7 separate regions of the Mus musculus genome follow, and all the other regions are linked to region 1. The links are chromatin loops, found by intact Hi-C in ENCODE. Cell type or tissue: left cerebral cortex. All regions are shown on one strand.

What was found. A loop is a pair of places that touch in the nucleus more often than their neighbours do. Peaks named below come from ENCODE experiments on the same cell type or tissue, not always from the same donor. Only the 100,000 strongest peaks of a DNase experiment are listed, where the experiment ranks them.
Region 2: it touches region 1 in a loop (3.0-fold over the local background); 23 of 42 quality-filtered maps call a loop at or near these places.
Region 3: a loop joins it to region 1, with 7 times the contacts of the local background. A loop is called at or near these places in 21 of 42 quality-filtered maps.
Region 4: a loop joins it to region 1, with 4 times the contacts of the local background. A loop is called at or near these places in 21 of 42 quality-filtered maps.
Region 5: it touches region 1 in a loop (4-fold over the local background); 5 of 42 quality-filtered maps call a loop at or near these places.
Region 6: it touches region 1 in a loop (3-fold over the local background); 2 of 42 quality-filtered maps call a loop at or near these places.
Region 7: it touches region 1 in a loop (3-fold over the local background); 11 of 42 quality-filtered maps call a loop at or near these places.

What each region holds. Positions count from the first base shown.
Region 1 is chr6:48,537,271-48,541,270 of GRCm38, forward strand. Atp6v0e2 (ATPase, H+ transporting, lysosomal V0 subunit E2) reads left to right here and starts at 299. Exons shown (of 4, transcript NM_133764.3): 1 at 299-584; 2 at 1,954-2,001; 3 at 2,770-2,896; 4 at 3,158-4,000. The coding sequence starts at 481. The coding sequence ends at 2,863. It overlaps 1700026J14Rik (RIKEN cDNA 1700026J14 gene), which reads right to left and starts at 204. Exons shown (of 2, transcript NR_130985.1): 1 at 1-204. In left cerebral cortex, CTCF peaks have their summits at 372, 2,259 (motif pointing right) and 2,459; DNase peaks (open chromatin) are centred at 338, 1,762, 2,277 and 2,726; H3K4me3 peaks cover 2,559 bases; H3K27ac peaks cover 2,039 bases.
Region 2 is chr6:48,627,286-48,631,285 of GRCm38, forward strand. It overlaps the pseudogene AI854703. Among named protein-coding and RNA genes, the nearest start is that of Gm38804, 15 kb to the left of the region's middle. In left cerebral cortex, no CTCF peak of the experiment used is centred here; DNase peaks (open chromatin) are centred at 253, 517, 986, 1,764 and 2 more places; H3K4me3 peaks cover 2,522 bases; H3K27ac peaks cover 2,570 bases.
Region 3 is chr6:48,643,650-48,647,649 of GRCm38, forward strand. It overlaps Gimap8 (GTPase, IMAP family member 8), which reads left to right and starts at 3,585. Exons shown (of 6, transcript NM_001077410.1): 1 at 3,585-3,636; 2 at 3,758-3,878. The coding sequence starts at 3,787. In left cerebral cortex, CTCF peaks have their summits at 2,188 (motif pointing right) and 3,515 (motif pointing right); DNase peaks (open chromatin) are centred at 2,196 and 3,517.
Region 4 is chr6:48,176,428-48,180,427 of GRCm38, forward strand. All of the region lies in intron 1 of Gm16630 (predicted gene, 16630), which reads right to left. Among named protein-coding and RNA genes, the nearest start is that of n-TCgca8, 7.9 kb to the right of the region's middle. In left cerebral cortex, a CTCF peak has its summit at 1,676 (motif pointing right); a DNase peak (open chromatin) is centred at 1,695.
Region 5 is chr6:48,442,328-48,446,327 of GRCm38, forward strand. Zfp467 (zinc finger protein 467) reads right to left here and starts at 3,498. Exons shown (of 5, transcript NM_020589.2): 1 at 3,026-3,498; 2 at 1,085-1,160; 3 at 298-411. The coding sequence starts at 1,118. It also overlaps a transcript of Sspo not described here. In left cerebral cortex, no CTCF peak of the experiment used is centred here; DNase peaks (open chromatin) are centred at 1,889, 2,240, 3,251 and 3,404; H3K4me3 peaks cover 2,673 bases; H3K27ac peaks cover 2,532 bases.
Region 6 is chr6:48,396,066-48,400,065 of GRCm38, forward strand. The region is part of intron 1 of Krba1 (KRAB-A domain containing 1); the gene reads left to right. Among named protein-coding and RNA genes, the nearest start is that of Krba1, 2.5 kb to the left of the region's middle. In left cerebral cortex, a CTCF peak has its summit at 1,528; DNase peaks (open chromatin) are centred at 266 and 1,486; H3K4me3 peaks cover 623 bases; H3K27ac peaks cover 1,293 bases.
Region 7 is chr6:48,770,021-48,774,020 of GRCm38, forward strand. It overlaps Gimap3 (GTPase, IMAP family member 3), which reads right to left and starts at 831. Exons shown (of 5, transcript NM_031247.3): 1 at 622-831. In left cerebral cortex, a CTCF peak has its summit at 2,202 (motif pointing left); a DNase peak (open chromatin) is centred at 2,175.

The DNA of each region.
Region 1 (4,000 bases):
TGCAAGCTTCACTTCGCTGAGGGGAGGCTTTAGCTCAGGCCAAGTTTGTGGCCTCTCAGCTCCACGAAGTCCTCTGGTCGAAACCCCTGTGGTCCCCACAAAGCCTCCGTTCTGGTTAGGGTCTCCTCCAATCCTGTCCCCAGCCACCTTGGGCTGCCCGAGCACTGCAAGTGACCTGCCACTTTCTAGCGAGAATAAGAAAGCGCAAACCTAAGCCTAGAATCACCTGCAAAATCGGAGCAAACCGACCCAGCCAATCAAAGGAAAGGTTCCTCGGAAGTCCCGCCCTTGGTTCTGCGTGATAGCGGCGAGCTATCCCAGCGGACGATGTTCAGGGATGCGCGAGCGCAGATTCGCTTGGTCCAGGGCCTTCCCGGCTGAGATTCCGTTGCGCATGCGCACAGCCCTCTGCCGAGACTTGCACCTGCTTAGAGTCTGCCGTTCGATCTGATACCCCACCTGAGCATCGCGCACCCAGCCATGACAGCCCATTCCTTTGCCCTCCCTGTCATCATCTTCACCACATTCTGGGGCCTCATCGGCATCGCTGGGCCCTGGTTCGTGCCCAAAGGACCCAACCGCGGGTAAGAAAGGCGAGCAGGCCTCGATTCCCTGCAGACGCTTCCCTGTCCCCTAGCTGGGCTCACCCATTAACACTGGGCTCCCAGCTTGCTACCCTGCAATTCATGCCCTCACAGAGACGCCCCTACATGACTTCTTCCAGATCTCTGCACCTGGGCTGGGGCAGCCAGGAAACAGGCTAGAGGGCTGGGTGAACGGATAGATTCAGATGTCAGGGCAAGCAGGTGGCTAAAGGTCACCCACACCCATGCAGTCGGTAAAGGCTGCATATGGACACTCCTTGCTTATTCTTGTGTGACATTGGGCAAATGCCAGGCCTCAATTTCTTCACTGAGGAAAATAGGGGCTCTGGCAACACCTGCTTTGTAGGGCTGGTGTGAGGTCTGCCCTAAGCAATGTCCTGGGCATGCTGTGTATGTATACTGGATGTTTTTAGCTGCCTTCATTTTTGGAAGATTCCTAGCAGATTTTCTGCACCACATGCCAGCCCCTTCTCCTGTTAGCCTCTCAAGTCATGAAAGCCTCACACTTTGCCCTTTGTCCATTTTCTCAGCACTGACAATCCACTGCACAGCCAGGAGTGGTCCCAGCTGCCTTGTAGTGTTAAGGGAGGGCTGGGGCACTAATCCGTTCAGCACCACCTTGAAGTGCTTAGGCTCTGTCATGGATTAGACTTAGCCTAAACTGGAGGCATAGACGGATGGGCATCGCCTTTATTCCTACAAATGTGAAAGTGATTGCTGGACAGAGCACCTTCTGCTTCCAGTGGACCAGAATCTGGCACCCATATTGAGAGACTCAGAACTGTTTTAACTATGGCTCCAGGAGATCTGAGGCCCTTTCTGGCTTTTGGAAGCCAGCACACATGTGTATACACACACACACACACACACGATTTAAACTGGACTTGCTTTGTAATCACTCTCCATGTCATCTCTTCTGGAAGTCTTGGTGAGCTCCTTGTCCCTTCAGCTGTGTTGTAAGACTCTGTCTCTCTGATTTCCTGAGTGGATCCAAAGCCCCTGCTTTTTCTATAACAGCCCAGCCTCTGTCAACAGTGGCTGTGCCCTTGCTTCTTGCCTTGTACTGTGGTCTTTTGTTTTCTTTGATGTTGCTGGATGAATTTTGAGGCCATCCTCTGGTGGGTGGCCACAGATGGAGTGTGGGCAAGCCTTCTCCAGCATACAGATGGAGAGGTGTTTGCTGATGGAGAAGGAAGAGATTTACAACACCGTTTGGATGTAGACAATCTTGTAATTCTTACTTGGAGCGGACCCCAGCATCCTGGAGATGCTGGTGTTCAGGTAGCACCAGGAGGGCTGACACAGGGCCCCGTGTACCAATGCTGCTTTTCCTTCTTTGCTGTTTCAGGGTGATCATCACCATGCTGGTAGCTACTGCTGTCTGCTGTTACCTCTTGTGAGTATTGCCTTCCCCAGGAGCTGGGGGCTGTGGTGACCACTAGTTGGGTCTGATTTTGCCTCAGTTGACAGTTGCAGTTTGTGGTGCCCCCAGCTGAGCTGTGAGGTACGTGAGTTGTGGACCAGTTCAGTAGTATCTGCTCCTAACTGGGCATCAGAATCCTCCAGATTGGTTGTTCAAACACAGTTTTCATGCTCTACTCTAGACTCAGTCATACAGAAGTCAGGGCATCATACTGCTAACAAGTGCTGGGTGTTTGTGATAGAGCCAGTGTAACCACTAGGGGGCAGCAGAGTGTGTGTGACAGAGCTGGAGTGGCTTCTTCTTTTTTTTTAAAGATTTATTTATTTATTTATTATATGTAAGTACACTGTAGCTGTCTTCAGACACACCAGAAGAGGGAGTCAGATCTCATTACGGATGGTTGTGAGCCACCATGTGGTTGCTGGGATTTGAACTCAGGACCTTTGGAAGAGCAGTCGTGTGCTCTTACCTGCTGAGCCATCTCACCACCCTGGAGTGGCTTCTTAAGGCCCAAGGACACCCTCACCCTGGGTCCAGCCCCAGCTCAGGGACATTATATACTTAGAGAAAATAAAATAAACTCACATCAAAATTCACAAATCCTGAACCCATTCCCTGTACCAACCAGGACACAGACCCTGCCATGCTCTTTGAAAGAGAGTAGCCGAGTCCTCCCTTGGTATGTTGGGTATGGTGGGTCCCTCTGTGTCCAGGACCCCCCTCACTCTGCTATCCTGGCAGCTGGCTCATCGCCATCTTGGCCCAACTGAACCCCCTGTTTGGGCCACAACTGAAGAATGAGACCATCTGGTACGTGCGTTTCCTGTGGGAGTGACCCCTGGGGTGATCAGCTGGCTTCTGGCCTCAGGTACTGAAGGGAAGGACTGACGTGAGAGTGAACTGAGGGGCCTGTGGTGGGAGGAAGGGGGTCAGGGCCACCACAGGGGCTTCCTTTGGACTCAGGAATTAGTTTATTTAGCAAGGGGAATGAAAGGCAATGCTAGTAGTCTGAGGAGCTTTCCAAGGAACGGGGTGGGGGTGGGGGGTTGTGGGGTGAGTCAGGGCAGGGGCAGGGCGGGGGAGGAGAAGGTTGTCTCAGTGGTAATTCTTAATGGTGTGTGCTTTTCAGATGCCCTGCTGTGAAGGGTGAATGGCCCAGCCTTGATGTCCCTGGAGACCCTGCATTCCCTCTGGCCCCACCCATCTGTATGACCATCCTGTGCTCGCCCTGCCATCATGCTGTGGAATCCATAACCCCCAGAGCCAACCTGGTTTCAGTTTCTGGTCTCAGTTTCCCCTGTGTTCCCAGCTATTAGCGGCCCTCCATGTTGGGCAAGCCCCGTGCTCAGTCAGGCCACAGTGGGAGCTTACCTGAGCTTAAATTCCCACACTTGGCACTTCCCTCTTTCTTCCAAGCAGATCCCGGTCAAGGAGCTGGACCTGCTGTTATCTATTTTCATCCAGGGAGCAGAAGGCAGGACTCAGCCCAGTACCAGAAAGGACTTGAGTCTTTGTGGAGAAGGGACATGTGGCCCAAAATCTCTAGGCTTTTTAACTCTGTCTCCACCGTGTTGAAATATTGGGTCAGGGTCACAGGCCTCCTCCAGCTCTGAAGTGAATGATATCCATTTAGTCTCTGACACTTGTAGATGTGACATTCCTGGAGGTGCTGATGTCTTAAAGAAGCAGTCACACCAAAAACCCGGCACAGTCAGGATCAAAGCCTCCATGTTTAGCCTTTAGCAGCAGGGAAATCACTTGGCATGGGAGGGAGGTAGTGTGTCTTTGGAATGTTCTAGTCACTTTCCTCTCCCTCTGTAGATAAGATCGCCCACTCCCTAGTACCTGTCAGTTGGGGTACAACCCTTTTTGCCACTCTTCATTGGGTTGTGGTGGGGCAGATCCCAGTACCATTGAAGAGATTTGGAGTTGAGGTTGGGGGATAGACAAAGGTGACGTTTCTGGGGTACTA
Region 2 (4,000 bases), 90 kb after region 1:
TCCCGCGGTCTCGCGGGGGGCGCTGCGGGCACCGGGTGGGTCGATTGCATGCGTTCCTCCAGGAGATGGGGTTGGCAGCTCAACAAGGTGGGCTGCGGAAGCTGGGTGGCGGCCTATTTATGTTCCTAGGGGTGGGGTTGCGATGCACAGCTTGTCACATTTCTCGGACCCCTGAGTTAACAAGGCTGTGAGAGTCTCGCTGGGTGGGGTGAGCTTTTGGAATTAAGGCAGGGGTTTGACCAGACCAGCGCGGCAGGAGGCTTTTCGGCTTTATGGGGGGCGGGGAAGAAGGGCGCAGCGCTGCGGGAGACTTAACTGTTTTTTCCTTGGGCTGCTCAGACTCTTGAGGAAAAAGCTGCTGCAGGCTGCAGAAGGGGAGCAGGTTGGGATGTGAGTGGGGCACCTGATGGAGGAACTTGGGGGAGGGACAGAAAACCAAGGCTTTAGACCCTCCAGGCCCTGGTCAGAGGTCTGTAGGGAAAGTGGGGAGGTTGCCCAATGACAGGACCATGCTCAGATTGGACAAGAAGACTTTGATGGGTCTGTCTTTGCTAATGCCAACACAGATGTCTGGGGAGGGATTATGGGTGGAGCCACAGGGCAATGGGTTCTAATCCTTTTCTCTAGGGTTAAGTGCCAATTCCACCTTGGCCTGAAGGTAGGGGAAGATAGAGGGTGTCTCTGAGACCCTGACCCTGCAGGTTGATTGACTGAGGCTGGAAGTATGGAGATGACCTGAAGGGAGGTTTTAAGGGAACCCTAATCAAGCTTTTCTGATGGGGGGAGTGAATGGAGTGGGTCCCAGTTGCTCTACAAGGCTTGGGCGTGATAGCAAGTCACCATGCCCTATAGGGGCCGTGACCCTTTGAGAATGAATGGGTTTGTGGTGGCTGGGGTATTGGTAGGCGTGTGTGTCAAGGGATGTTTAGTTGCTGAGCCGCTAGTATAGTGAAACATTTTCAATTTCAACAGTGAGTCAGGAGACTTAGGGCCTAGTCCTGGCTCACCTTGCTGTGTGACCTTGGACAAGTATGTTGGTTTCTCCCAGCTTCAGTTGTTCCATTTACAAACCTGGGCTCAGGGACGCTGTTCTCCCTGTTCAAGGATGTTGTGAGGGTAGTGGGGAACTATTTCAGAGAGGCCTAGTGGCCTGGGAAGACAATCTTTACACCAGGCATGATGGGAGCCCAGTGCTGGGGTGATGAGTGTGGTGGTCAGCCTTTGGACCAGGCTTGTCTCCTTGGGAGCTCTTGCTTTGGTTCAGTGATCTGCAGCTTTTCAAATGTATGATTCATCTTATTAAACAGTGGGACTACTTTTAATGGTTAACCCGGGGAGGGGTCACCTTCAACTTTCCCCGGGTGGGGGTGTGTGGTGGTGGTGGTGAGGTGGGGGGGAGGTATTTTACTTCCTGCTTTAAGCCATTGGTGACCTTCCTTCCTGAAGGTTTTGGGTCACCGCCTATGCTTGGGCATCTGACTAGAGAATCTGCTCCTGGGAGTTCCAGCAGTTTTTAGCCTGTGTCTTTTATGTCAAAGGCACAGGGCTTGATGTGCCTTGTCACAGAAGGTAGCTCTCTGTTCTTGAGGTTATTCCAGGGTGACGATAAAGGTCACAAAGCTGGGCAGTGGACTGCAAGAGTATGCTGGAGAAGTCAGGGGAGACTTGTAGAAGGAGGTGGCTCTTGAGAGGAGCCGGGGATGACAGACTGTGATGAGTCAAAACAAAGCAAAACTAGCTGGGCAAACAGTGGAGGTTGTAGGAAGTGAGTGTTTCCTCAGGCTGGAGAATGGCTGACCCTGGGGTCTTCCTTGATCCCTCTCTCCGCTTCTGCTTCTCCAGGAGCTGGTGATTGCATCTGGAAGTGCCCATGACAGAGCTGGTGTCCTCCAGGGGAGGGTCCCCTACAGGGGACGGGGAGGAGGGTCTGGGGGACGATCAAGGCCTGGTTATCCACCACCCGGCGGAGGAACAGTGCCACCGCTGCCCACTGTGCGGGCAGACCTTCTCCCAGCAGCCCAGCCTGGTGCGGCACCAGAAGGCGCACGTGGGGGCTGGCCGCGCAGCCGCCTTCGTGTGTCCCGAGTGCGGCAAGGCCTTCAGCGTCAAACACAACCTGGAGGTGCACCAGCGCACGCACACCGGCGAGCGGCCCTTCGCCTGCCCCGAGTGCGGCCGCTGCTTCAGCCTCAAGCAGAATCTGCTCACGCACCAGCGCATCCACAGCGGCGAGAAGCCGCACCAGTGCGCGCAGTGCGGTCGCTGCTTCCGCGAGCCGCGCTTCCTGCTCAACCACCAGCGCACCCACGCGCGCATGCCCACGCCGCACCCGCGCCGTCCCGGTGTCTTCGGGGAGCGGCGACCCTACTTCTGCCCTCGCTGCGGCAAGAGCTTCGCGCGTGAGGGTTCGCTCAAGACCCACCAGCGCAGCCATGGCCACGGGCCCGAGAGCCAAGCGGCCCATTTGAGCCGTGTGCTATGACCTGTGGGAGACCTGCTACCACCAGCTGTCTCCAATCCAGAAGCCACATCCAAGGGTGCTAAATTGCAGTGCCCTGTCTGGATGGGCTCCTGGGAGGGGGCAGGGCCAGCTTAGGGTGTTGAAAGGCCTCCGGGCCACCCCTCCCCCTTGTCTTCCTGCCCTTGGACCCCTTGGCTGGCTGCATGTATCTGCTTTGGGCACCTGCATTAATTTGCCTCCTCCGGCTGCCTAGAGCAGGTGAGACTCACAGGGTTGGCCAGAGTCCCCTGAGGTGTGAGGGTGGTGGGAGTGGGGAGTGTGGAGTGGGCGTGTAGTGTTGGCTGTCTAGGTCAGGAAGGGGGGTGGGTGGGTGGGGACTTGTGTTGGTCTCCATGACTTACTGCGTACCCGATCTTCATTCCCAGCATGTCAGACTTGAAAGCTACTTGGAGAAGGTCACTTGCCACGGTTCCCAGACCCAAGCTCGGTCCCCAAAGCCTCAGCCTCCTGTACCCACTGCCTGGTGGCCTTGAGAAGCCATTCCACTCCATGTCTCAGTTTGCTTATCTGTAAGTTGGAGATGAAGATGAAAAACCTTTACCTTTTCCCTGGGGTGCCACGAGGCTTCACTGTTATCAGAAGGTGAAGCCATTTGTCTGGAGTTACTTAAGAAGTCCACACTCATGCCTGGGACAGGGTGTAGGGTATCTGCACAGAGATATGGGCTACTCTGGGACAGCCTGCTCTGAGTTGGGATGGTGTCTGGCTTTACCTAAGGGGCTTTGATGGCTTTGTCCTTAGTTCTAGAGGGACAGGATTTCTGTAGGGAGAGTTGGGAAGCAGAAGGATGGGTTCCGGACAGCAAGGACTAGGATTTGTTCAGAGGGAAGGTACACCAGACATTTGTCATGAGTGCAGGGAGCACGGATCTGTGATTTAGAATGAGAACAGAGGCCCTGGGAGGATGGATGGATGCACAAAGCCTTGAGGCTCATTCAGGTAATGAGAAGGGAGGCCTCAGTCAAGATGGCCAAGGTCGTCTGGTAAGACTGCTAGCTAGGGCTTGCTTGAAGACCCATGTTTACAAGTTGTCACTCGGAGGTACTGGCCTTTTCTGCCATTTGACAAACAAGGAAACCACGATTTGCCCAAACTTGTTCCAAATTACAGCAAATAATTAGCGTCACTATAGCAGGTCAAGTCTGGGCTTTGGTTTTTCATTTTGGACCTGAAAACACGTCAGCTCTATTGTTGAATTATTGAAAATGCAGCTGGGAGAACCTGGGCATGTGGCCAGGGGCCGGGTGATAGGCTATCATGGGCAGGTTATCACTGGGTTTGACAGGTGCAGGGATATGAAGTTAGGAAGCTGCGACCTCTGAGCTGGCCTCTGTTCCCTGAGCCCTTGCTTCCAGCTAGGCCCGTGCTTGGTGCTGGAGGCTGTTCATTGCTTTTGCTCTCTGTCCCACCTCAATGCCATGCGCCTCCTCTGGAATCACTTCTGCCTGAGATCCCTGGGGGTTATTGTAATATTATGGA
Region 3 (4,000 bases), 110 kb after region 1:
ACTGTCTGCCATGGGACACTTCTGGGGAGACAAATATCTACTTTCACATAGGAAGCTGACTAACTGACCACAGCAAGGATGCCACCAGAGTCCAGTTGGGTGAACCAGTGAGTTTTATTGGGATTGCTTATAGGCATATGGATAAGGGGTTACTTACAGGATCAAAAGTGACTCAAAGACAACTGCATCCCCAAAGCCCACCCGCTGGAGAAAACTGGAACCCGGAGCTTACTGCCCAGCCTGCAGCCTCTTCCAGGTGGCTTGGTTAATCTGAACCTCTCTGCTAGGCAGCCCAGCTTGTCTGAAAATTGTCATGCATTCTTGAATATTTATAGGCCACTAGCATCAAAGTCTTTTTGAGAGTGGAGAAACTTTATCATGAAATCATACCACTTAACATATATTTTACTATGGCATACAGAACATATATATTGATAACAAGCACATAAAATTAGGGCTGATAAGATGGCTCAGTGGGTTAAGGCATTTTTGTTGTCAACCTGAGTTCAATTCCCAGAGCCCACGTGGCAAGAGAGAACCAAATCCTTCAGGTTGTCTTCTGAACTCAGTATTCATGTGTGCTTCCCACATGCTAAGTAAAATAGATACTTAAAACCCAAGTCAGTCATGGATACAGGCTAGCCCCTGCAACCCCCCCACACACAAACGACATATAAGCAATTACATGGGGTGAACACTATTGAACAATGTAAGAAGAAACCCAAAGAACATACAGGTTGACTACATTTAATAAGCATATATGCTTAGCAGAATCAAGATAGAAAATTTGTACCTTGACAACACAGAGCTTAACCCAGGTATTCAGAACAGCTGGGCGAAGGCAAAGGGTTGGTTGTTGACAGGTTAATGAAGTGAACTGGTTAGTGTTAACTAGAGGTGGGGCTCACTTATGCTGGGGGAGAGGCTTGGCAGTTTTTTAAGATCAGTGTCTGGAGACTAAACATAGGCCAATTCTAGAGATCAGTTATAGGGAATAAAAGGACACACATTGCATTATGGGTTCAACCAGAGGCCAACATTTACCCTGAATGCTGGCACTTGGAGGGAAAGAAGAGCCAACTGTACCCCATTAACTCAAGTTGCACCTTTTTTCTGGGTTCCCCCAAGGAAAGGAAGCTTCCCTGACCGCGGGGATGCAATGGTCCCAGTCTTCACTTAAAGCTATCTAGTTGGTTATACTGAACTGACCCAGAAAAGATGCTCACAAACCAAAACTCGCCATAAATCAGGAGAGAGAGAGAGAGAGAGAGAGAGAGAGAGAGAGAGAGAAGAAGAAGAAGAAGAAGAAGAAGAAGAAGAAGAAGAAGAAGGAGGAGGAGGAGGAGGAGGAGGAGGAGGAGGAGGAGGTGGAGGAGGACTTGCCACCACTCTGGAAAAGTAAAACTTTACTTCCTCTGGTAGGTCCGGTGCATAAGAAAGCCTGGCAGAATGGAAAGTGTCAGGGTGAACATCATAGCCACATGCTCTGCTCCTGCCATTCTCAAAAGCAGCACTGAGCACCAGGACAGGAACAGGAGCGGGCAGAAAAGGAGATCTTCAGAGCACTCCAGAAAACTTTCCCTGAATGTCTTCACACCACACACCAAAAGCGAGAAACCTCCCAGGGGGAAACGTAGCTCCTGACCCTTCCAGATTACAGTGCGCTATCATCCTCCTCACTCACAGGTTCCATCAAATGTAGCCTCCGCTACTGTCTGTCAACTGCAGAAGGGAAGTGGGGGTTTCCACAGCACATATTCTCCCTTGCTCCCACGGCTCGCCAACATACCACGGTGCTCACACCCCATAGGTAGTTTCACTGTGGCAGGCTCCGCGGCTTCCCTGACTTGAGACTGTGGGATCCTTGCAAATGTTCCCTCTTCTTTTTTGTTTGTGTTTGGAGACATAGTTTCACTATGTAGCTCCGGCTGGCCTGGACCTCACAGAGCTTCACCTGCCTCTGCCTCCCAAGTGCTGGTCTTAAAGTGCGTGACGCACAGATTAGCCTCTGTGTCTAACACAATTCATGGCCGTCGTAGACTCCTCCTTGCATGACCGCATCTTTCTCCTTATGCAATTTCTGTTAGTTTATAGTCCCACTTTGTCCTGTCCCTACTGAGAGCTAGGAGAGTCAGCAGGGACCTTTCAGGTTCTCATTTGCTCCATGTGTCGTTACACACGGCCACTAGAGGGCAGGAGACCCCATCCTTCCTTAGAGCCAAACCAGAAAGGCCGCAGAGCAAAATCATTCAGCAAACCAATCGTCGACCTGCTAAGTCACGAAGAAGTTGTGAGAAGCTTTAATTTCACTTTAAGCACTCTTCCAAAGCTTATTATTTCATTTAGGACGCCTGCCCTTCCCCCCGACCCGCCCCCAAGTCCATGGCTTCTCAGTTTTGGAGCAGCAAGAGCTTGCTAGCCCTTAGCTCAGCCTCACAGGCACCTGTATATCCTAGTCTATAGTTTTCACCTCAACATTTTAATTAGATGGTATTCTATGCACTGACCTGGTGCCCAGGGGAGGTGGGGACTGTTCTATGAGTGGACCTTCTTTATTAAGGTGAGGTGAGTGAATGGGAGGGGGAGGGGGATAGGGCAGTTTTCTTTGCCAGTGTATGAGTCTGTATGTGCCCTGTTCCCCAAATCCTTCAGGATCCTTATAGCATAAGCACACGTCACTTTAGACTTCTAACAAGGAAACCATGCTGTTCTCAGTGTGCCCCTTGCTTAGGAAGTACAGATCAGATTAGGTCGCTGGGACACAGTGAGTTCTGTGAGTCATATGAAAACTCAGGTTCAAACATTTCTGTGTTTTGCTAGCTGGGGGAAAGCTTTTTCTCATCTATGAGGGAGCACTTTATTCTGGGAGAAAGCAAATGGTTCCTTTGTAGTTTTATCTACATTGTGTGATCAGTCCAGGCTGAGGGAGACGGTGGTGGGGATGAGCCAAGAGGAAAGTCTGCTGGGTTTTACTCCCAAACTGACTTCATCAAAAACTTCCGATTTTGGTCTTTGCAAAGAATAGACCTGATCTAGTTTGCTTTTCTGTTGCTGCGATAAACATCAAGACCAAAAGCAACTTGAGGAGGAAAAGGTTGATTTCAGTCTACAAGTGATAATCTGCAGGAGAGAGGCCAGGGCAGGAGCTCCAGGCAGGAACCTGGAGACAGGAGCTAAAGCCGAGACCATGAAGGAATGCTGCTTACCTTTCCCTCTGGCTTGCTCAGCTGCCTTTCTTACACAGCTCGGGCCACCTGCCGAGGGATGACACAGGCCACCCTGACGGACTCTAATATAAATCAGCAATTAAGAAAATGGCTCTCAGGCATGGCCACAGGCCAGTCTGTTATAGGCAATCATTCAGTCGTGTTTTTTTTGTTTTTTTTTTTTTTCTACCCAGATGACTCTAGGTCTGTGTTACATTCATAGCTGAAGCTTACTAGGACAAGACCCAAGTAGGCCTTTCTGTTACCATCTTTGTCTGTAGCAGTGTGAATGACTGTGCTCCCACAGCCACATGGTGGCACCCAAGGGCATCTCCAGAAGACCTGTGCCTTTGTGTTCACACCGGCCCCTCCCTAAGCCCCTTCCGTGTTCATCCTATGTGCTCTGAGCTCCTTCTCAGGCTCTACTGATGTAAGACATGCTTCTAGAAACCTCTTTCTTCCTAGAAACATTTGGAAATCCTCCTGCCAGGGAGACTGGGGTGGCCTGGTAAATCTTTAACTCTCCTTGTGTGGCTCTTGGCCCTCTTTAGGATTTGCTTCCACTGACCTGAGGGCAGAGATGGCGACTTCATCCCACCAAGGAGCAGCTGCAGGAAGCCAGGCAGAGCACAGAAGCTGTGAAGCATCAGTAGGACAGGGGGAAAGACCGAGGTATGTTTCAGAGGTGTGTGTGTGTGTGGGGGGGGTCTATTATAGCTTGGGGGGGGGTGATAAGTTTAGACTGTGGAAGGCAGTCTGCCCTGTGTTGGGTTGGATTTCAAGAGCTGGAATTA
Region 4 (4,000 bases), 360 kb before region 1:
GTAGCTATGACATAGATGGATATCTATAGTTACCCCCTCCAGGGATCAGGGGTCTTCCAGAAAGAGAGGTCAGAAAGACTCCAAGAGCTGTAGGAAGGGGTGGTCTGTTGTGTAGCAGTTTCTTTGGCTATTGAACCATTCTATTCTGCAGGGAAGCTCCTTAAGCAGAAGGCAAATAACTCAAAATAGTTTCAGGAAGTCCCTGAAACTGACCAGATTCACTAGGTCCCTCCTTCCTTCCCAGAGTAAGCAGTAAAGCTGTCTGAGGGTCATTCACAGACAAACCAAGGGGAAAAAAGCGGAGACCAGCTGATCTGCCTGGAAGAGGTATAGATCAACTGAATCACTTGGAAAAGACTCTCCAACCTATTGAGCTACCTGCAGGCTATGCAGGATGCTCCAGGTTCCATGTTTTTATGAACTGTCACTCATGCTGGGGTTGGCTTTGGTGGTGCAGTTGTTCCCACATTCTTGTAAGTAACCCCAATTAAACTTATTAGCTCACCAAATTGAACTTGGGTAGTACTCACACTTTAGTCTGTCATGGACTCCTTATCTGTGGTGAGTAGGTGTGTGTGTTGTGTCTCCACAGGAAAAAGACTTGTCATGCATGCAAACATCCCTTTAACCTCCACCTTCATCTGGGCCTCTCCATTTTGTTTTAAATGACTAAAGTAATGCCATCCTCTCCTAATTTTATTTTGTCTTTGTCTTGTTTCTTTTTAGCCTTTCATCTCCCAACAGCCACTTTCATCTTAACAATACTTTTGTAACTGTCCATGTCCTTGTTCTAAAATGGATTATGGAAAACACTACTGAACTTTACAACAAAAGCAGAGGTTATTAGGCTGCCCCAGTCCCCTCACTAATGTGACCCCCTTCAAACACTGATGTAATTGTTATCTTTTAACAACACACACTTGGTGCCCTCAGCTTGGGCTTTAATTGACTTAATCAGTGTGGTTATGAATAAATACTTTGCATGGATCATTTCATTTGGAGGCTCCATCCTCACTGATGGCATGCTCCGTGGGACTCGCCTCACTCATGGCCTTTGCTGCCAGGGAGAGGCTGCAGGGAAGGCAACCCTGGCAAATGCTCCAAGGCCCTGCTCTTTCACTGAGTCTCGACAGGTCTGGAGTGACTACCGTATCACTGACATTAAAACAGTCCTCTGACACTCCACAGTTGTAAGTCTGTATACTGAGTCCACGTTGAGTTTGAGGCCCATGGGGAGCCTTTTAATTAAAGGGGCTAGCTAGGCTCTGGAGGAAACCCCCTAATTTAGAGGAATAGGCCCTTTTCCTGGGAGACACTTTCTTATGGAAAAGGAATATATGCCCAAGGGATCTTTCTTGAGATTATGGAAAGATATCCCCATTTAGGGAGCCCTCTTATGGTCTGGAATTTTTTTCTGCTTGGGAATAAAAACTTCAACAGGAAATCCTTCCCCAATTCTCCAATGCTATACTGGGAGTTACTATCTTGGTTCTACCTCTCATGAGAGATGTGGCTTTGATTTTGCTTGAATGAATGGCCAGCCACTTGTATAAATGAGTGAACGGGTGATGAGCAAGCTTGGTCCAGGGAATTTTTTATTTAATTCCTTGATTTTGTTGCTGGTGTTTCCATTTTGACTCCTCTCCCCAAAAGTAAGTTGGGTGACTTGCTTAAAATTCTGCGGATTTCTCTGGATTCTGCCACTAGGTGGCATCCTGTGTACATTGTTGTTAGCTGTCTTTTTTTTTTTTTTTTTTTTTTTTTTTTGTCTACAACAGAAAAGGAGAGGGGGAGGAGTGAGGAAGAGATGGAGGGAGGAAGGAAGGGAGGGAGGGAGGGAGGGAGGGAGGGAGGGAGGAAGGAAGGAAGGAAGGAAGGAAGGAAGGAAGGAAGGAAGGAAGGAAGGAAAGGAGGAGTCTCCCTTTCTCTCTAGGACAGGAAAATTCTAGTTATCTCAGTCTGCTCCTGGAGTCACACACAGCTGCCCCTCCTCCAGTGCCTCTAAGGTGGGGGTGAGGGGGTGGGGCATCAGGGCATGCAGTGGGGTTGGGGGTGGGGGTGGGCATTCATAGGACACCCAGTTCAGGATACCCTTGCTTTGGTCACAAGCCCAGCCCGATCCTGGGTGCCCAGACTCCCACTCCTGCCCAGAAGATGGGGATCTGCTGAATGTCCTAGGCCCTTGCAGTGTTAGCCAGAAAGCTGAACCAAGGCCTGAGCTACCAGAGGCTTCAGTGAGTACGCTTGCCAGGGGTGGGGGGCAGGGTGCTCCGCTCTGATGCTGGGTTCCCTGTCACTGACCTGTTTTTCCACTATAGAAGGTGTTGCTCCATCCTGGAGCAGTGACAATGACTTCAGAGGACATCACTCTTTCCTGATCTGTGATCCTTTCTCTGCTTCTGGAACTGGAAGACCTAGACCCTTCCCCCCTTTCTGATCACCCCTGAACCCTATGCCCTCCTAGACTCCATCCTCTACACCCACTACCTGATATGACTGTCACCAACTTCTGCCTCTTTACTTATTGGGACAGATGTTGGTACTCTGTCTGGACTCCACCCCCAGGTAGGCCTGGCTCACTATAAAAGGGGCTGCTTGCCCCCCTCCTCCCTCTTTTGTTCTCTTGTCTCTCTTACCCCCTTGCTCCCAGTCTCTCCCCATTCCCTTTCTCCCTCTCTCCATGTGGCCATGGCTGGCCTCTACTTCTCTCCTCTCTCCTCTCTGCCTTTCTCTGCCTCTACTACCTTCTTGACTTCCCTCCCCATGCCCTAAATAAACTCTATTCTATATTATACCATTGTGGTGTGGCCGGTCCTTTAGGCAGAAGGGATGCCTCAGCATGGGCCCACTGAGACACCCCTTTCCCTCATACCTCACCACAGAACATATCTCCTTATATCCTTTATCTTCTTATAATCACAACAACAGAGGCAGGAGAGAGAGAGAGAGAGAGAGAGAGAGAGAGAGAGAGAGAGAGAGAGAGAGAGAGAGAGAGATTTTTTCTTCAGCAACTGGTATGGATGTGGAAAAGTCACTCCCCTTTGAAACAGATTTCCCATCCAAGAGGCCTGATTGGGAACCCAACCCCCAGTACCAATGAGGTTCCCAGGCCCTGAACACTTTTCATTGGTGCCTTACAACTGGAATCTAGGGTGCAGCTCAAAAACGCACTAGTTTGTCTAAGACTACTCAGGTTCTTTGGGGCCCAAAAGAATATCCCAGGGCATTTCTGAAACAATTACAAAATTATATATAATTTTGATCCACAGGTTCCATAAACTGCTAGGACATTAAGCTTAGCTTGTCACTCAATCACCTCTGGACATCCAGAAACAAAAGACACCTCCAAAAGCTAGAGGACTTGGCAGGGGTAAATACCTCTCAGTTCATCAAAGTGAACCAAAAGGTTTATAATAATCAAAACACTGAAAAAAGACAAAAATAAGCTGCCTTGGCCATTGATTGAGCCACACAGAGACAGACAAAGATCGTGTTTTCCAGTAAGCCCACTCTAAGCTTCGAATTGCTTGTACCCCCCACCCAAAAAAAATCCCCCAAAAGGAAACAGGAAAAAATGGGGAAGATGAAGAAGGCCCCCAGGAAAGGGATCAGTGTACATTCTGTTTCCAGGAAGAATGAACCTTCAAACTATCCTAAACCCAGAAAACCCTCTCAACTGAAAAAGTGAGACAGTGAACCAAAATGAAGGCACCAGGCCTCTGCCCTCTTCAGACTCCAAGAACCCTTGGTCACTGTGTCATTGCAGGTCACCCAGTTAAGCTTTTAATAGACACTGGGACAGAAGTTTCTGTTTTGAAAAATCCAATGGGATGCCCCTGGGAAGGGGGATGCCTGGGGCAGGGCACCATCTCAAAGTCGAACGGGATGGGGGATGGGGTGAGGAGCTCTGGGAGGGGATCAGGATTTGGGGGTGGGGGGCAATGTCTGGGATGTAAATAAATAAAATAATTAATTTAGAAAGGAGAAAAATTCAATGGGG
Region 5 (4,000 bases), 95 kb before region 1:
GGCATTCCTGCCTCGGCCCACCTGCAGCCACTTGGTCCCTCTCACTGTGCTGTTATCACCCCTATAGCACTTTCTGTCTTCTACGGTGGCTTACAATTTTTAGCATGCTTACATTTCTTGTTGGCTGACTGCTGCCCATTCTAAGATTAAGTTCCTCGCAGGGAAGGACCTAGGTCTATTTAGTGCCTAAGGTTTTACAACTGTCCGGAATAGCTTCCAGCAGAGTAGGTGCTTAACAGATAGCTTGTGGAAGAAGGAATATTCCCTCCAGAGCCACACTCCATGGTACCCACTTACCTGAGCAGGAGTGCAGTGTGCTCTCTCCTCTGGATGACATCTTCTCCTGGGCATTACTGAACCCATCCCTGGGCTCACTCTGGGGAGCCATCTCTGGCTGTCCCACTGAGAATCCTGTTATAGGCAGAGGGATGAGTTCAAGTGAAGCTTCTAGTATTGAACTGGTACCAGCGATGGGGCATTTTCCCAGCCGGTCTGGGGAGAAAGGTACCTCTTGTCTGTATGGATAAAGGACTGCCCAAGCTCCCCAGCAGTCTGGCCAGGTATTAAGCTCGGCCCTTTTAATCGAGGGGAGAAAAAAGAAAAGAAATTGGGTAGTTTGAAATAGGGAAAAAAAAAAAAAAAGAAGAAGAAGAATTCCAGTGCTGGGTGGGGGAGATGCCTCAGTGGGTAAAGGTACTTGCTCTGTGCCTAACGATCTGCATTTGGTTCAAAACCCACATGGTAGCAGATAACTCAAAAAAAAAAAAGTTCTCTCACCTCCACACATGAGGTAGACATAATAAACACAATAAATAAATATGTAAGTGCAATGAGTTTTGTTTGTTTGTTTGCTTGCTTGCTTGCTTTTAGCTTCCAGTTCTCTGTGAATCCCATGCACACATACAATCTAGTATTATCATCCTGGTCTGGTCACTGAGATACATAATGGTGACCTAAAAAGATGTCTGCTTCTCCAGGCTGCCATGGTTTGGGGCTCAGGGTTGTATACCCCTGAGGGACGACACTGCTACACTTCGGATGCCTAGGAACTCCCACCCTCCTGGTTCCTTTGTCCCCCACTCACCCAAGGAGTTCAGGGCCTCCAGGGTCTCTCTCATGGCCACCAGGAGTGGCTCTCCTAGGTGATCAGGCCACAGACCCTAAAAAGACAGCCCTGTTCAGATTCTTCCTGATGGCCTCCAGCTAGGTCTCAGCTATCCCCAAGAACTCCAAAGTGAAGCCCTAGGCACAGGTGAGGGAACAGAGGCCTCTGAAGATGAATACCCAATCACATGGAGCCTCCTGCAAACTCTGCTTGGCAATGGATATCAGCCCTGGTCCCCACCTGTCAAGTCTTCAAAACCGTCCCCAAACCATCAGCAGTCACTCACCACCCACTGTGTCTTTGCCAGGGTAAGTACAGGGACCACTTAATTCTCTGGACCAAGATGGGGAGAGGGAAGCTACACGTGGACCCTTCAGCCCCTAGGGCAGTAGCTAGTGAAATGAGAGCCAGCCCTGGAGGACCAGTAACACTTTAGGGATACGGGGGTGGGAGGAGGTGAACAAGGGCTATTGCAGAGGTAGTAAATGACTCTGACTTCCTCTCCCTAAACCCCTACCTCAAAGACTCACAACCCCCATAGGACTAACCGGGCGAGAACAACCCCCACACCAGGCCAGGACACTCCCCGATTTTTGCACTTCTCAGCTCCACTTCCAACCGGTTCTCTGCCCCTCCTTTAGCAGGCTCCCCTCCCCCTTCCCTGGCAGCCTTCCCTCTGCCCCTCCCCTCTCGCTGCCTTCCGCCCTCTCTCCCCACCAAATCTGGCAGCCTTTTGGGGCTCCTCCTCTTGCCCCGCCCCTTTGGCTCCTCCCTTGCGCGCACCCGTCGGGTCAACCCCCAGGGGCCCCCTTCGAGTCGGCCCTCAGCAGCTACGGCCTCTCCCGACCCTCCTCTACCAGCAGTCTTGGGCAGCGCTCCCCTCCCCCTTCCTCCTGTGCCCGCCCGCCTAGTTCTCCGCACGCCACCCCCTCCCCAGGCTGCACACTCCCTCCCTTCCTTCCCCCTCCTCTTTTCCTTCCTCCCCCCCCCCACTCCCGCCCTCCCCTTCTCAGCTGCTCTCCCCCATCCGCTTGCCCCTCCCCTCTCCTCCCCCACTCGGGTTTCTTTTCCTTCTTTCCTCTCCTCAGTTCCCTCCCCCTCCCCCACACCAGCCTCCCCTCTGCTTCCCTCCCTCCCGCTGCTCTCCTTCCCCCCTCAGCGGCCCCCGCCTCCCTTCCCCCTCTGCCTACCCTGCAAGCTCCGGCTCCGCTTCTCTCCCCTCCCGGTCCCCAGCCTTGTTCTTCCCCTCCCCCTCCTAGTCCGCTCCCTAGCTTCCAGGTCTCACGCCCCCCATCTTGGGGGGGGGAATCCAAGCTAACCCCACATTCTCTGGACCTACTCCCTCGTTCTGCCCCTCCCCATACCCCTTTCTTCCCAACACACCTCCCTCTCAGCAGCCCCCTTGCCCATTTCTGCTCCCCACTGACTTCACGCCCTCTCCGGAGTTTTCCTTCTGACTAGACTCCCCCCAATCCCCGCCCCTGTTAGAGCTCCGGAGTCACTCCGGGTCCCGGCCCCCTGCCCTGCTCTAGGCTCACCTGTCAGCGTCCTTCGCTCCCGACCAGCCCCATCCCTGAGCCCGTTTCCTGCCCTTTCGCACTGGACCCTTCCTCTATCCCGAGGAACCCTACTCCCGCTCCTGGGGATCCTCCCCGCAGGCCCCTCCCGCCCTCTTCCCACCTGCTCCCACCGGGCCTCCCCGAGTCCTTGCCCTCCCCTCCAGTTTCCTAGTCTCCCCATCTGCGCCAGGACCCTCCCTCCTGACTCCCTTCCCTCCTGGTCTGACCCCCCCCCTCCCCCACACTCGCGTCTGCGCGCCCCTTCCCTCGGGGTTGTCACCTGCCGTGGGTCGGCAGGGCTTGTAAAGCTCCGTTTGGGTGGCGGGGGAGACGCCTGCCCGGGAGTCTCGGGTGTCCTTACCTGGCGGGCTCCTGCGGCTACGTGCCGCGGCCCGCTTCGGGGACCCAGGCGCTCGGGCCTCCGGTCCCGGGCGGCCGTTTGCACAATGGCGCCGGCTGCCTGCAGCTTGGGTGCGGGCTGCCCGAAAGACTCCGGGACTGACAGCCCTGAAACTTCGCGGGGAGGGGAAGGAAAGACGCGGAGGGAGAGGGTGTGGGGCAGCGTTGCGGGTGATCGGGGGGAGGAACCCGGGAAGCGGGAACACTGCTCCGGGGCACAGGCTAAAGCGGAGGGTCTTCGAGAGACCTGCCGCGGGAGGGTGCACTAATGGGCTTGGGTGCAGGTGACGGTCTGAGGGCAAGATGCCCGGAGTGTGGAGATGGAAAGTGGGAGCTTAGGACCGAGGAAGGGCAGAGGGGAGAGGAAGGAGAAGAAGAGGCTAGAAGGAAGGGCACTCGGGCTAGAAGGGAGGGTGCTCACAGCCTAGGAGGGAGGAGCTGGAGAAAGGTGGAGCGCGGAACGGGGTGGTGGTGGTAGTAGTGAAGAGTTGGGGGGAGTAGGGAGAGGAGGGGGCGTGTTTGGGGAGGAGAGCAATGTGTGTATGGCTGTCTTTAAAATCGCCAGTGGCAGCCGAGTAAGTGGTAGCGCCGCGGTCCCGCGGGAGACTGTCTGGCCAGCAGAGATTGGGAGAATCGGTCAAAAAACTCTCCACCAGGATCCACCCAGACCGGAGGACGCGATCCAAGTCTCACCGCGGAGACTGAGGATTAAGAACCAATCTAAGAGGGCAGAGAGAGGGCTCTCAAAGTAGAAAATGGGGAAAAAGGAACCAAGTCCCCGACTGAGACCGCTGGACAGGCATGGAAACTGCAGGGGGTGAGGTGGGGCGGGGCTGGGCGGGGGCGGGGGAGTGTTGTCCGTGGGTAAGAAAACCTCCTGGCGTTAGGTGTGGATCTCTCCCCAGACTTCCACCATTTCTGCTCATGGGTGCAGGTA
Region 6 (4,000 bases), 140 kb before region 1:
CCAGGACACACGGACCTGGAGCTTTTTTTCTACCTGGGGAACTCATTCCTTTGGCTTTTCATTACAAGATCGTGAGAGGGTGTGCACGACTGAAGCCTCAGCAGGTCTTGGGGGAATAACTAAATCTGACATTTATTTTTGTTAAGATACGTAATCCCCGTGAATTGGGCCGGAAAAGTGGGGAGAAAGAAAACAGATCGAAGTTAATGCTGGTAAAATATGTCAGTCCCAGAGCTGAAGAAGAGCCACATCAGTTGTTGTGGCCTAGGTACAGTTTCGGCAGGATCGTGGGCTGTGAAGATGCCAGGGCAGTTGCTGCACTGCCTTCTGGGTAGACACCCAGAGTCAGATGTGCAATTTTGGTCCACGAGCTTTGGCCAAACTTAGGCAACTGTGTTGAGGTCGTGGCTGGACATCACTAATACCCCACAAGAATCTCAGGAGAAACGATAAGCCAGGTAAATCGAACATTGTCTGGCCTGGAAGCGTCTTTTTTAGCTATGGCTAACAGGTAGCCCAAGACTCTTGCTCAGATACTCCCACTGGCCCCATCCTAGAGTCTGCTTATTTGGGTTTTCTGTTCTGTAGATGAGGGAATTGAACCACAGATCTCTCCAACCTGATGTTCAAGGAAGAGTATTCATATACTGCATAGAGAAGATGGTCAGGCACGGTCTCTGAGAGTACAAGGTCCCAGGCTAAGGAAGAGGGGCAGAGATGGTCTAAGATCTTTATGTTCATTGTGACAGGGGTGACAGAATCACAGGGGTGTGTGCACAGTCTACAGTTGGGGACAGTGAGTAGCAGCCATGGTACAGGGTCTGACCCTGGTAGCCTGAGGCATGCTGGGGCAATGGGGCTAGGCTGATACAAGACTGAGTGCTGAAACTAAAATTTCATACAGAGACTGACACAGTTTCTTAGGAAGCCATCATGGGAGTTATGAGCAAGGAGATTGATCATCTACAGTGGTCCTAGTTAATCCTGGAAGGTTTTCTTCTGATGATTGGGCAGAGGTCCAGATGGCAAGCCAGCGGTAGCTGTTCTGAAGTTAATCTCCCCATCCACTCTGTCTCTTCCCCTTCCCCACTCCCTGTCCTTCACACACACTCTCTCTTCCTTTGCTTTTTATTTATATTTTTGGAGACAGACTCTCATGTGGCTGAAGATGACTTTGACCTGACTGACCTTCCTACAACGGCCTGAATCATAGGCATGTGCTACCATATCTGGCTTTGTGTGGCACTGGGAACTTAATTCCAGCGCATGCTAGGCAAACACTTTACCATCTGACCAACATCCCCAATTCGACTTCTTCCATTTGGGAAAGCTCTGAAGGGAGCATCTCTCCACTCAGAGCGAGTTCTCATCCGCATCAAAACAAAACCCTGTCAGTGAGGATGGCCTTTTGAGGCTAGTTGGAGAGAGGCCTGGAAAACATTGCAGGCAAAGGCCTAAAGGAGCCAGCTATATTTAGCCTTGAGATAAAGAGCCACCTATGCTGCCCCCCAGAGTCAGGAGTGGTGTATAGAAGAGCCTGAGGTGGAGATTAGGCAGATAGCCTTGGTGACACGAGCCACAGCATTTATGCTAGATTTATTGTAGCCTATGGTAATTAATCCTGTCTGTACAGTATCCCTGTGGACTAGGATATGATCCACTAGTACAGATGAGTTTGCTAATGCTCAGATAGGGCAGCCATTTGGCTGAAGTCCCATGACTAATATGTGGTCATTCCGTGCACCTTAGGTTGTGGCTCTCAAAAGGACTGAGCAGTCTCACAAAAGACTAATAGAAATGCTGTGGCTTGACAGTATCCTCTGAATTTCACCTGTTAGGAACTTAATGCCTAGTGTCATGTTTATGCTTTGTTGGAAAGTCATTGGGGTTGATGGGTGACTGGGGGAGTAGTCTTGTTTAGAAGGCCTTTCTGGCTTGCTTTCTCTGTTTCCCCATCAAACTGTCACGTACCATACGATGTGGCAGGGAGGCCTTCAACCAGCATGGCCCCTTGACCCTGGATTTCTCAGCATCTGCAACTGTAAGAAGTCAATTTATTTTCTTTATAATCACCCTGTCTCAGGTATTCTGTTATAGTAATCGAAGCACAGGAGGAGGGAAACCAGGTGCCTACTTCTAGTGAGAAATGAAGCTGACAAACTGAAAATGCATGCAGATACAGCTGTTGAAATATCTTGCCTCCTGTCTCCTTTGTATTTCTATGTTAAAATACCTAAGATGGGTCACTTATAAAGAACAGATTTTGGCTGAGTGTGGCAGTGCACACCTTTAATCCCAGCACTTGGGAGGCAGACTCTCTTGTGAGTCTAAAGCTTGCCTGACCTACATAAGTTCTAGGACAACCAGAGCTACAATAGTGAGGCTGCCTCTCAAAAAGCAAACAGTAACAAACCAGATTTCTTTTCCCCCCACAGTTGTAGCTGCTGAGAAATCTAACGTGTAAGGCAAGGACCTGGTGCCTGGCAAGGGTTGCCTTAATGTGTGGTTAGCTGCTTTTCTGGTTCTGACCACAGACCTAGCAGAAACACCTAAGGGAGGCCAGGTTTACTATGACTCATGTTTTCAGGGGGTTCAGTTGTGGTCATTTGACCCCTGTACTTGGGCAGAACATTGTGGCAGCAAAGTGTGCATTCTCTACGTCTTGGTGATTGGGAGATAGGGGGTTGGGTATGAAGGAACCAGGAGTACTACATCCCAAAGGGCCTTACTCAGTGATGTATTAGGTCCACTTTGTAAAGTTTCTATAGCCTCCTAAAATCATTCAGCAGACAGGGAACAAACTTTTAAAACATGAGCTTGTGAGCACCAGGAGGCTCTTCACATCCAGTAGCACTGTTGTCCCACCGTGGAAGGCGGAAGAGCAGAAGAGCACGAGTAAGAGAGGAAGAAGAGGCTAGCCCCATCATTTTTATCAGGAAATTACTTCCCCCAGATAATGGCCTTAATCTGTGTATAGCTTAATCACTCTCACCTAAAGTGAACCCTGCATGGAAAGCCAAGTGCTAATGCAGAGCTGTCTCATAAGCATACAGCTGTGGTAGCCTGAGCCATGCTGCTATTTAGGAGGAGTTCTGCTATGGAGGCCATAATATGCAGGTCATGTGGCCAAGGCCAGAGATCCACAAACAAGATTTTCTTTTTTGCTGAACTCAGTTTGTAAGCCCATGCTATTCTGTAGGAGCACCCTTCCTTCTGGCAGGGTCTGAAACAGCCGGCCAGTTCTAGCTCTTTGGGTTGCAGGCCACATTGGGTTGGGTCTTTGTGTTGCCATGGCTTGGCCACACAGTCCAGTGATTCCCTTAGCCATCACAGTGAGAAGGTTAGATTATAAACAGGGGCTTCTATTGTTTGGGCTTTATGGCCCCTTCCTTCTTGATGGTGTAACTTCTCTGATCCCCTGTAGTTGTCTACTAAGTGCATGAGGTGGTCAATGTTCATACACCATAATTTATATGACTTTTAAGGGATATAAGTGTTCATCACATCAGCATCTATACATATTTAAAGTGTGGGAGTAAAATATGGATATTTGGTCTGCAGGAGGCACACATATGCCCATTTGGACCCTGAGCTGTTATGGCAGACCTGGGAATCTGCTCTCAGCAGCTTCTTCCCACTTGCCAGCCCCCATGGTTCCCAGGCACTGACTGCTAGGATACCAGAAGGGAGAGGGGGAAGAGGATAGCACCAGAAGAGACCAAAGGACAGAGCTGTCACAGAGATGCCAAAGGGGAGGCTAGAAAGTGATGGGTAGAATACATGGGGGTGGGGGTAAGATGGCCAAGTGTAATGGGGTCCTGTGGTAGGGTCCCCCAAGAGCATCTGAGGCTTAGAGACACCTATGAGGATTCAGGCTCAGTGGGTAGTTAGCTCCATAGCTATGTCCATGACAGTGGAAACACATCTGATAAGTCCGGCAATCGCAAAGGCACCATCTTTCGGGTGACGTCAAGAGGACATTTGAGGGCAGGTTCCCAGA
Region 7 (4,000 bases), 230 kb after region 1:
CAACATCGAGGAACCCAAGGCTCTGGGGAAGAGCCTGGGGTTGTTCTTATCCATTGATAGAGTCCTGACCCCGACTGGATAAAGCGAATGCTAGTCAGACAGCTAGGGTTCCTTCTGGACGATGGGTAGTGTATGAACTTCAGATCACCCATGGGGCCCACGTTCCATCTTCCTGCCACAACTCTAATTTCCCAGCTCACAAAACCCGGTCTGATGCCCCGTCCCAAAGACTGGTTCCCCTCCAGCTGCTCTCTGGTTCCCAGACACTCAATACAAGCCTGGCTGACAGCTCTAGGGAAATTGCTTTAGAAGCTTGTCTGCTCCCTTTCGCCCTTGGAAAGCAAGGAGAATGTCTAAGAGTCCACCTCTCCTGAGTCCTCAGTGGTGTGTTAGCCTTGTTCTGTGAGGGAGAAAACTCACTGATGTTCCACAGACAAGACTAAAAGTCCCTGGGGAACAGGAATTTCTCTACAGTCTATGAAAAAAGATCAGTTGTCTTTCCCTTCAGGTTGACACTAATTGTTACTGGTAGATTTAAGGGTGAGCAGGATAGAAGAACACCACACACACACACACACACACACACACACACACACACACACACCACAAGATCCCTGTTACCTGGTGAGTTCCTGAGGATCTTTCCATTCAAGATCTATAGCCACTGTGGAGCTACCTTCCAGGCCTAGGCAGCCTCTCACATTGGTTTGTAGTCTTTCGTAAAAGTACAAGAGCTACAAGAGGTGAAGGCCAGCTCACAAGATCTGTCTTCCAGGGGGAGGAAGACGGTGTCTCCTGAGGGGTGGGAAAGGGTGATGTACATGAGTTTCTCTGAAAAGGGGTGCTCTGAGGGCCACTGAAGAAGGCAGCCAGTGGAAAAGGTTGATTTAAAAAAAAAAAAAAAGTTCTGCTTCCTGCTCCACCCTCATCGGCCACACCACTGAGATGTTTGTGTACAAAGTATTCTCTATGGGCCTAAGAGAATCTAGAAGTCTAAAAGCATGGGCAACCCAAGACTCTAGCTTCTGCTCCTCCTCACCAGGCAGACAGCATGCATCTCTTCTGCTCTGCTGTTTACCTCTGCCATCCGGAGGTAGCTTCTTAGATGGAATTTGAGGTGGCAGTTGAGCCTAAAGTGGCTCTCTCCAGGGCCCACTGGACAGATCAATAGCTATCATGCTTGAGCCTGGCTAAGGTACCCTGGCTTCTAGGGAGAGTATGGGAGAACAAGGCTTAGGTTTTCTCACCTGGGCAGACCTTGTCTCCACAGAAGCCATGAAGCTAGCTACCCAGTCTATAGTATGGTTTAGGCAAAGCAACAGCACTTAGTGGAATCCCAAGTCCCTGTGCCTCTGCCTGCTGCCCTGCAGGACTCAGGATCCGGAGTGAGCCAGGTCTCCTCCCTGGAGGAGTTCCACTTAGCCGTGTGTTTGAGTTCAGATCACTTTTTTATTCACTTGCTGTTCTTTTCCGCGTATGAGTGTTTTGCCTACATGTATGCAAGTGCCCTCTGCACATGCCTGGTGCTTGCAGAAGCCAGGAGAGGCTGCTGGATCCCCTGGATCTGGAACTATTAACACTTGTAAGGCTCCTTAACTACTGAGCCATCCCTCCAATCCCAAGTTTGGGTGATTTTTTTTTTTTTTTAAACAAAAGAATGTTCAAGGAGGAGAGTGGGATATGGGATCTATTTGGGTGAAATGAATATAGATGTTGTTCCTATAACCTGCATGTTCATATCCTTAGCTTTTTGTTTTGTTTTGTTTGTTGGTTTTTTTCGAGACAGGGTTTCTCTGTGTAGCCCTGGCTGTCCCGGTCTGTAGACCAGGCTGGCCTTGAACTCAGAACTATCTGCCTGCCTCTGCCTCCCAAGTGCTGGGATTAAAGGTGTGAGCCACCACTGCCTGGCTGTTGTTTTGTTTTGTTGTTTTAATTGACATGTATGCTCTTGTGGGTTCCTGAATCCACCTCAGCTCCTGCAGTGTGATTTCTTCCTCACAGAACTCAGGGATTGTTTGGAACCTTTTCTCACTGCAGCTTTCTGGTCCACGCCTCCAAAGGGAAGGTGCATCCTGCTGTGAAGGGACGGTCAGCAGGAAAGGAAGCCAGACTGCAGCCAATGAGAACAAGAGCCTGAGGCTCAAAACTGTAGGAAGGGAGTGGGAACTGGCGTCGACGTCTTGCAAACACTGCCCCCTGCTGGTTACCTGCTGGTTTGCTGTGTTCTGTTTTGCCCAGTCTGGAAATATTGAACAGTGGTTTGGGGGAGTTGTTTGTTTATTTTTGATGTGCCTGAGCTCGCACGTGCACATGCTCCTGAGTGAACACAGGAAAGCCAGAAGACTGACTGAAGGTGTCTTCTATTACTGCGATACCCTATTGCCTTGAAATAGGATCTCTCAGTGAATTCTTGATTTCTACTAGGTTGACTGCCAGGAGCTCTAGGACCTGCCACTTTGCGCCCGATGCTGAGATTACAGGCACAAGCAGTCATGCCCAGATTTTTATTTGGATGCTGGGGATTCCAACTTAGGTTCTCATGCTTGCACATAAAAAGTTCTTACTCACTGAAGGCTAACCGTCGCCTCTCAGCCTCAACAAATGCTTTCCTTTTGACTTGCTACTCTAGAGAGCCCTCCTTTCTCATCACCTTGTTTAAAACCATGCTGCTGTACCCACACGAGAGTCCAAACACGAATGCCTATGGCAGATTTGTTCACAAAGCCCATCCAAATGCAGAGACAACTCAGATACACTTTAGTAGGTGGGTGTGACACACCCGGGCAATGGGAACTACAAAGAGATGCGTTAGCAGGACACATGGAGCCTCAGAGGGAACGTATATACATGCTGCTACGTGAAAGAAGCTGATCTGGCAGGGCTCTGTGCTGTATAGCCACAGCTCTGTCGCATGCTGGAAAGGACAACTGTGAAGATCACCTGTGGTCAGGGACTTGGGGAAGTAGAGGGAGAAATGAACAGTGAAGTCAGAGGAATCTATGCTAATGAGATATTCTATCTGACCTGTGGGTTGCTGTTATCACCCACTTGTCAGGACCCACAGGATGTCAAACACCATGAGTGACCCCTGCTGTAAAGCTACACACTTTAGTTAATAAAATACATGAATACAATTCCATGGACAGCAACAATACTCCACTAATGCAACATGTTACTGATAGGAGAAACTGGTAAGGAGAGCATGCCCCCTCTGTACTTTCTGCTCAGATTTTCTGTAAATTTAAAACTGCTGAGGATGGAGAGATAACCGCAGTTGAGACCATCAGCTGCTCTTTCAGAAGACTCGAGTTCAATTCCCAGCACTCACAACCATCTGTAACTCATCCCAACATTTTCTTCTAGCCTCTGCAGGCACTGTAGCACACGGTGCACATATACATTGCAGACAAAACCATTTATACATATAAAAGAGAAAATATAGGTTAAATGAATTTTTAAGAACTTATTTTTAATAAAGTTAATTAATTTAAACTCAGCAGAGGATAAAAAGGGATGAGACAGGGCAAGAATCAGAGTAAAGGAGGTGAAATAGAGAGGGGGGTTGAAAAGGGATGAGAAGAGGAAAATAAAGGGTAGGAGAGCAATGGTCGCTCGTACTTGACAAATCAAAGCCTGTAAAAGCATAGCGAGAGATAGCCAAGGTCACCAGCTGGCAATGCTGGTGGGAGTGCTGGGAGAATGTTTATTTTATTTCTGTGTGTATGAATATGTGATTGTGTGTGCACATGAGTGAAGGTCATGCCAGAAGAAGGTATTAGGTCCCCTGGAGCTGAAACTGCAGAAGGCCGTGAGCTGATGTGGGGTCTGGGAACCAAACTTGGTTTCTTAGGAAGACCAGAAAGTGTTCTTAGCTGCTCGGCCATCTCTCCATCTCTCCATCTCCGTGAGTTAGTCTTAAATGACTGCAGAGGGCTGATTCGACCCTGGGATGCTGACATTTCTTTCTCTGGCTGCCTCTGCCTCTTACATCACAGTGAAG